Regions from separate parts of the Homo sapiens genome. Here region 1 is linked to region 2. The links are chromatin contacts, found by Hi-C or POLR2A ChIA-PET in ENCODE. All regions are on one chromosome and are shown on one strand. Each heading gives the region's core, a stretch centred on a gene start or an enhancer-like site at or near the end of the contact. The rest is flanking DNA. Distances are from core to core; before and after follow the strand shown.

Region 1 (3,955 bases), core at 637-3,136, 66 kb before region 2:
GCAGTTTGACAAGTTCCTGTAAAGATGTACATCTATACATTTACCATGTGACTTGGTAATTTTAATCCTAGAGAAATAGAAACCTATGTCTACACAAAGAATTGTAATTCAATGTTTATAGCAGATTTAAACATAATAGTCAAAAGTCTGCAAACAGTCAAAATGTCCCACCTCAAGGGAATAGATGGCAAATTGTGGATATTCATGACATGGAATACTAGTCAGCAGGAAAAAAGGAACAAGCTACTGTTTTGTGCATGTATCTTGTACAGGAATGAATCTCAGAAATATGCTGAGCAAAAGAAGACAGAAGCAAAAGAGTACATACTATATGATTCTATTATATAACCTTAGAATAGGCAAAACTAATCTAAAGTTATGTAAATTAAACCTGATTGCTAAAGGTGGGAGACTGCAAACAGTCATAAAGAAACTATTTGCAGTGACAAAAATATTCTGTACCTTGATTTAGAAGGTGGTTATACAGATGTATACATTTGTCAAGTTGAACTAAACATTTAAAAGAGACACATGATTATGTGCAATATTGTAAGTTGTATTTGATTATCTATAAGCTATAGTTCAATAACATTAACATTTAAGTTTTCATGAAGAAAATCCTCTTGTGTGAATAAAGAAATAATCCTCTTGTATGAATAAAGGAAAAAATAATAAATAAGATTTTCTTAAATTTATCTTTTTTCTTTTTCTACAAAAAAGGCATTATATCATAGCTATTTAATACAAAGCTTTAGGAATGGAAAAGACCTGTGGTCAAAATCCTAGCATTGTACTTTACTAGATACAGACTTTTGGCCAAGTTACTTTACCTCCCTATACCTCTGCTTTCTCATCTGTAAAATGTGAATAATATTACCTCCTGGGAGAATTATTGTACAACTTCATTGAGACAATGCCTCCAAAGCATTTAGCACAATGCTTGCATATAAGTACTCATTACCTATAGCCATTATTATTTTAAATGCCATTATTAGTTATTTCATCATAGCATGATTTCAGGAGGAACTTATAAGTAAGCATATACGTCAAGTCTATTTATCAAGCCAAAGTAAATAATAAATAATGACTTGATCTTATAATGATATCAATAACTAAAGGCTTAAGCAACAGCTCGAACTTTTAATATCACTTGTTTGCCCCCACTGAAATTACAATCAATGAAAGAAGAATATGGATTTTGATTTCTGAACAAACAAGAATTACTCAGCAGCTCAGTATAACAAAACATAGAACTTCATCTCCAGCAGAGGATGTCCCTGTTGCTAACTAGAATTTTCACACCTTAATAGCTGCAGTGTCTAAAGCTCTTTTTTAGATCATTGTATTAATGTTGCTGGCTTAGATGTCAATTCAATACATGGCATGGAAAAACATTGTCCAACGCAGCGTTTCTTACCCATGGGAGTCTATAAAGCCCAGGGCTTTTCAGGAGTTCTGCTACTTACCTGAAACTGTAGGCAAAGCTGGGCAAATGTATTTATGAATGTATTTTGAGGATGTGGTTATAAGTCAGACATTTAAAAGAGTCTATGAACCAAGCAAAGATAACTTAAAGCATACTTGAGAGACAAACACATTAGTAGCCCTGAAGGTTCCCCAGAAAATATCCAGGAAAACGTCTGAACACCACTATTGTTTTCCTATTTTTAAAAATGGAATTTCATTTGCTATAGTAAAGTGTCTTGGAAATTCCCTTGATGTTGATGATACTAGATTAGTCCATGTGACTGAGTGATCATACGAAGGGTAGCCCCAGATTAAAAGCATTGCATAGAACAAGCTGATCGGAAAGGAATTCTATTTTTAGCCTCCAGCTTTGTCATATGTCTAATTTTCCCTGTGGTTACAGTGGCCCGTTGCCAGTGTCCTCTGAGGATGACTGGGCTGAGGAAAATAGGGATTCGCTTCCTACTGCTGACCACCAACAAAGGCAGGATATATTGGAAATCCTGGCATGAGATGCTATTCTTTATTATGAATATTATTACGTTATTTCATTATTTTTTAGGTGCTGAAGGGCACAGTCTATTTTTGAAACACAGAGGAAGAAAAACAGAAATCTCATATGCTACAAATTTGTAGACTTCAGAACCCAAACAGGACTAACATGCTTTCTCCTTCGCCTTGGAGGTGGAGGGGGTGCTTTGAAGGTTGTCCTGGCATGTTCTAGGCTCTGGACTCCTAGAAAGTTTAGTGACATAATGGGCACCTGTACCTTCATAGGGTTTATCTACCACCCTGTGAAAGTTGTCAGAAGGAGTCACTAATGTTAAGAAAATCCTGACAGATAGGGCCAGTGAAGGCCATGAAGAGAGGATTCTCACACTTGTATGCTTGATAACAACAACAACAAAAATGAGACAATCCACAACCTTCACAAAGACCACAATAACTTTACACAAAATATACTTCTGCCAGGACATCTGCCCAGCAACTGCCTCCCTAACCTCGACTGTCGTCACTCTTGTTATTGATCTTTGTTACAAAGGATAATTATTTCAAAACAATTAAGTAATACTCCTGAGTTTTTCCCTTTAAAAACCTTTGTCTTCCTTTACCTCCCTGAATATGCACATATTTACTATGGCATGCATATATTCCCATCGCAATATTTTATTCCCAAATAAGTGTTTTCTTTTAGAAAGCCTCTGTTTGTTTTTTAGGTTGGCAATCCTTTCAAGTGCATATATCTTACCAAGACTTCCAATAGATTTTCCATTTCCTGTTCATCCATTCCAATAATAACAGTATCACCCATATAGCTGACCAGTGTAATGTGCTGCAAAATACCAAGGTGACCCATATCCCTTCAGACTTTATTCTGATTATGGGAGGAAAATTAGTTTGGCCTTGGGACAAGACTATAAATATATACTGTTTTCTATCCCATGCAAATTTGATTCTGTACTGTTTCTGGTTGTCCTTCCTAAGAGTGATGGAAAAAAAAATGTATTAATTAAGTCAGTGGTCACATGCTATGTACCAGAAGCCATATCAATCTGCTCTAGCAAAGATACAGTATCTACCACCACTGCTGCCATCAAGAGGCTTCTAGTTGATGGAGTCTGTGATATCCTACTGTCGTTCAACAGAGTCTGTGCAGCATTGTAGCAGGCCCGAGAATGGTGGGTTAAACAGAGACATGATGGGGATCATCATTCTTGCAGCTTTTAGCTCTTTAAAGTTGGCATCAATTCTGTCATTCCCCCTGGAATTCAGCAGCATTATTTTTCATTTACCTCGAGTAACATTTACTGCTTTTGGTAGACAGATCTGAGTTTTTATACACACATAAATTTTTGTAACTATACTGTATGTAGGATACAGGATAATTCCAACACACCGAAGAATTCTCTTGTGCCGTCTCTTTCATTCCAATCCCCCACAACATGCACACATAGACACATAGACACATATCTAACCTCTAACCTCTGGCAATCACTGAGCTATTCTCTCTCTTGCCTTTTCCAGAATGCCATGTAAATGTAATCATACACAAGTAATTTTTTGAAACTGGATTTTTTCACTTAATAAAATGCATTTAAAATTAACCCAAATTGCATATAACAATGATTCATTCCTTTTTCATTGCTGAGTAGTATTCTATTGTGCAGATGCACCATAGTTTATCCGTTCATCTACTGAAGGACATTTAGATTGTTTCCAGTTTGGTAAAATTATACATTTTAGAGCTGTTTTAAACATTTATGTACTGATTTTTATGTGAATCTATTTTAAAATTTTCCTGGGTTAATGTATTTATCATCTATTGCTATGTAACAGATTATGCCAAAACTCAACAGCTTAAAACAATATGAATTTATTTCTCTTTATTTCTTTGATCAGGAGTCTGGGCATGGGATGGCTGTGTCTTCTACTTCAAATCTCTCACAGGATGCAATCAAGTTTTATCAACTGGCCTAGGGAAGGATTC
Region 2 (3,499 bases), core at 722-3,221:
TTACCTACAGATGGAAGAGGAAAATCATATATGCAGATGGCAATCTTGTAACCCACTGAATACCACAAAGTTTTTCCCAGTGTTTTCTCTGGATACTAGTTGGCCTTCTCTGCTAGGCACAGAAGGATCCTTATTTTTAAGTAAGTCCCTCTCTGCTGTTACCCTGGATCATAAAGTTGCCCAGTGAGAAACAGCTGTCACCGAAATTCCAACATTTCAGGCTTCGTTCTTGAGACTTGATTTGGGGCCCATGTGAGGACCCACCATGTTCTCTGTCCATGGTCCTCAGTATAAATGCCATGTCTGTTCTGAACCAGGCCTCTTGTCAATCTTGGCTTTAAACTTTTCAAGAAGATGACTCAGTGTCTCTTTGATGTATTTCCCAGGGAGTCTCTAAAGTTAATTCTTTGTACGCCACATAACTGTATGTGAAATTAGGTCACAGAAAAATGCTGTGCAAATTTGATGAAAACACTTCACAGCCATACTCACATAAAGCACTAACAAATACAATTTTCTTAGTTTTACTTGTTAAAATACATAAAGCATTTTAGGAAGGACTAGGTGTATTTGAATTGCATTTGGCTTCTAAAAAGAGTTAGGAAAGATTGTGTATTTGCTCCTCAAATAAGGTTTTTCTTTGTTAAGTGTAAGTGCTTTCAGAAAAAAAAAAATCCTAAGCAGAAGGTGAAAATAAAACAGATTAATTAGTATTGTTCTGATGCCCTTTAAAATACCATCTACCTTGTCTCCAACCACTTGGCTCAAAGGCTTCACACAGAGCCCCCACTGTACAGTACTCCCCAGAAATGCTGAAACGCCACTGAACCCCCCAACTACATATTCTCTCCTAATTTCTAGCTCATTCCTCTCTCACACATGTGTCATTGAATTAATGTTTTTTTCTTTAGAACCACCATAACCTCAGATTCATCTCTCCAGAGATCAAAGATAGGCAAATTAAGAATGTCAAAAGACTTTGCTGAATGCAGCTCCTTATAAAGTATGTCAGGATTAAATGTTCTAAAGCCAAGATTATCTAGCCCCACCTCCACCCTCCAAAAAAGGAAAAAAGACAAGAAAAAAAGGCACCAATCCTTTAACAGCATCTGTGTATTTACGGAGAACTTACTTTGCTTTCTCATCCATCCGATTCAAAATTGTCCATGTGGATTTTAGTTTTGTGGAAGAAAGCTCATTTTTTTTGAGACAGTACCCCTAAATGTACACATTTAAGCCCCTGACACAGACAATTTGTATCATTAAAATACTTCATCTGAAGCACAGGGCTTTGATTCTTTGATTTGATTTGACCTGTATTTACCTCTTGCTTTCCCTGTCTCCTTTTCTTCCATTTAGCTACAATTAACTATAACATGTCTAAGTCTTCTTCATTCCTGGGCTAGCACGTCCAAGTATGACCATCCATCATTCCATTCCTGTAAGTTTTCCTGTCTCTTGGTATCCACTTGGGTAAAACTTGAATTAAGAAAAGTGATTTTTGTTTTACATCATTGGGCATCTTCTATTGCTTCTTTAAAAAATGATTCTTAGAAGTCTTGTGTACCTCACCCCAGTTATGCTGTTATATCTGAGATATTTTTCCTCTCCAAAACTAAACTGAGTCTTTTAAAAAGGAATAGAGACCTTTGTAGAAAAAAAAAAAATCTATGGTCCCAAGAATGGGTAAACATTCCAGAGAGGTTCTTGTTTTTCCCCCTACAGGTCTGCCCATCCCTACAAATTGCATTCTTGTAAGAATACTCTCAAAGTGAGTCACAACAACAAAGTAAACAGAGGGTTTCTCAACGTGACAGAGGAAGAATTTTTTTGTTTGAATTTGCATGTTGTTTATATTTTCAAGCAGGAACTGGAAGAAAGAGGTTTCACTCTCATTGAGGATATCCAGTCATGAGTTCTTTTTAAGCTTTGCTGTTGGCTCAATTCCCTTCAGCAGTGCATATTTGGACTGGGGGACTATGACTCAATTTCCCTTCCTTTCACCTCACTTACTCTTTCATCCATCTTTCCCAACACGCCATGAGGAGATTCTTTGCCAATGTTCATTCCAAACTTCTGTTGTAGCCACATCTCTCCACCAATCTATTCCTACCTTCAAAAGTCCAAGTTTCCACCCTTTCAAAGTTCCTCATAGCCCTTCCTCATTCTCTGCTCATACGCATCCTCTGTTGCTCCCCTCGCACACTGCTACCCCAGCTAACCTCCTCTGTGTGTCTTTCTTCTTGCCTAAAACAATATTTTTCTAAAATTCCTAATTCCTTTCCCCTTTATTATTTGGTCTCCAGGTCCATAAATAACTATTCTGAATTTCACCTCTAAGAATAATTCTTAGAGCAACACCTTTGCCCTCAATTATTATATTTTTCATATTTTTGCCAAGTACATAAAATACTGCCTTTTATGGCTAGGCTTCCCATATTTCTTAAATCAATATATAAATAAATCATGTTTGTCCTTGTTGTTGCCAATTTTATCAACAATTCTCTCTCCTTGGGTCAAGAATAATGAGAATTCTGATTGTATATCCTACTGCCAAGATCGACGTGTAAGGAACACATTTGGTATGTTATAGTGAAGCATGGCTATGTAGTAGCCCAGAAGACGAGAAAAAAGGAGTTCTGTACCTGGTCAGATTTGAGAGAAAAGGGAAAGGAAGGGAGGTGTTAGATAGAGAAGCAGGAGGACAGGATGAGAGCAACATGGTGGGAAAATGACTCAATCTAAAATAATTGTAATTCCCAGTCTCATTTTAGTCAAGTGATCTGTGCCAGAGTTGCAAGATGTAGTAGAAGGACATCAACATGTAAGGAATCCTGGTGAGGCATCAGGCATAGGAGCCCAATTCAAAGTATAGAAGAACTGCAGCAGAGAGAAGTATAACATGGGGGAAATTCTGGGTCATTCAAAATAGAAAACTTTAGGAAGCCTCACAGGTTATGTTGGGGTGGATGGGATTGGGACTGGCATTTATTTAAATACTTCTTAGGTCAATATCAATATTAGGGATGTACAGTGAGACTGGTCCTATATATGAGAAAATTAGTAAGCCCAGCTTTGGAACTAGGAAGCATAGAGAAAAAAAGAGAGTGAGACTGACAGTAACTTTGATTACTCAGACATTTCATGTGCAATGTGTGAAAGAGAAGAAAATCTTCTGTGTCATTCAAGCCCTAGCTGCCATGCGTTTGTGGTTTAGTTTTGGGGAGATTACCACTAGGGCCTCAGTTTTCTCATTGGTCAAATCTGGTTGTTGAGTCAGGTATTCTCCAAGGGTTTTCTAATTTCTAGAGCCCTCTAAGTCTGTGAAGAGTCTCTCTAGCCCTGTTTACACCTCAATCCAATTCACCATCTCAGCCAAACTAAATTAGTGCTTAGAAAGGCTTTGCTCTTTCTTTGACTATTCTTTGGTATACATGGTCCTGCCTAGTGTTGTGTTGGTAAACACTTAACATTACCTGATTTAAAATGTTTCCCAACT

The links. A loop is a pair of places that touch in the nucleus more often than their neighbours do. ChIA-PET counts read pairs that join two places held with the same protein, here RNA polymerase II (POLR2A).
Region 1: a loop to region 2 is called in a map of endothelial cell of umbilical vein, with 2.2 times the contacts of the local background. The contact joins two enhancer-like sites. A Hi-C loop is called at or near these places in 4 of 168 maps with a recorded cell type or tissue (Caco-2, MCF 10A, PC-3 and 1 more). POLR2A ChIA-PET finds 5 or more read pairs at or near these places in 1 of 52 experiments (activated T-cell).

What each region holds. Positions count from the first base shown.
Region 1 is chr17:69,826,167-69,830,121 of GRCh38, reverse strand. The region is part of intron 3 of LINC01483 (long intergenic non-protein coding RNA 1483); the gene reads right to left. Among named protein-coding and RNA genes, the nearest start is that of LINC01497, 130 kb to the left of the region's middle. Within about 2 kb of position 1,886, at least 2 of the 41 ENCODE cell types and tissues checked have a DNase peak (open chromatin) inside an H3K27ac peak, as active enhancers do; they include endothelial cell of umbilical vein, where a contact is called at or near this core.
Region 2 is chr17:69,760,488-69,763,986 of GRCh38, reverse strand. All of the region lies in intron 3 of LINC01483 (long intergenic non-protein coding RNA 1483), which reads right to left. Among named protein-coding and RNA genes, the nearest start is that of LINC01483, 170 kb to the right of the region's middle. RefSeq lists an enhancer at 1,211-2,410. Within about 2 kb of position 1,971, at least 6 of the 41 ENCODE cell types and tissues checked have a DNase peak (open chromatin) inside an H3K27ac peak, as active enhancers do; they include endothelial cell of umbilical vein, where a contact is called at or near this core.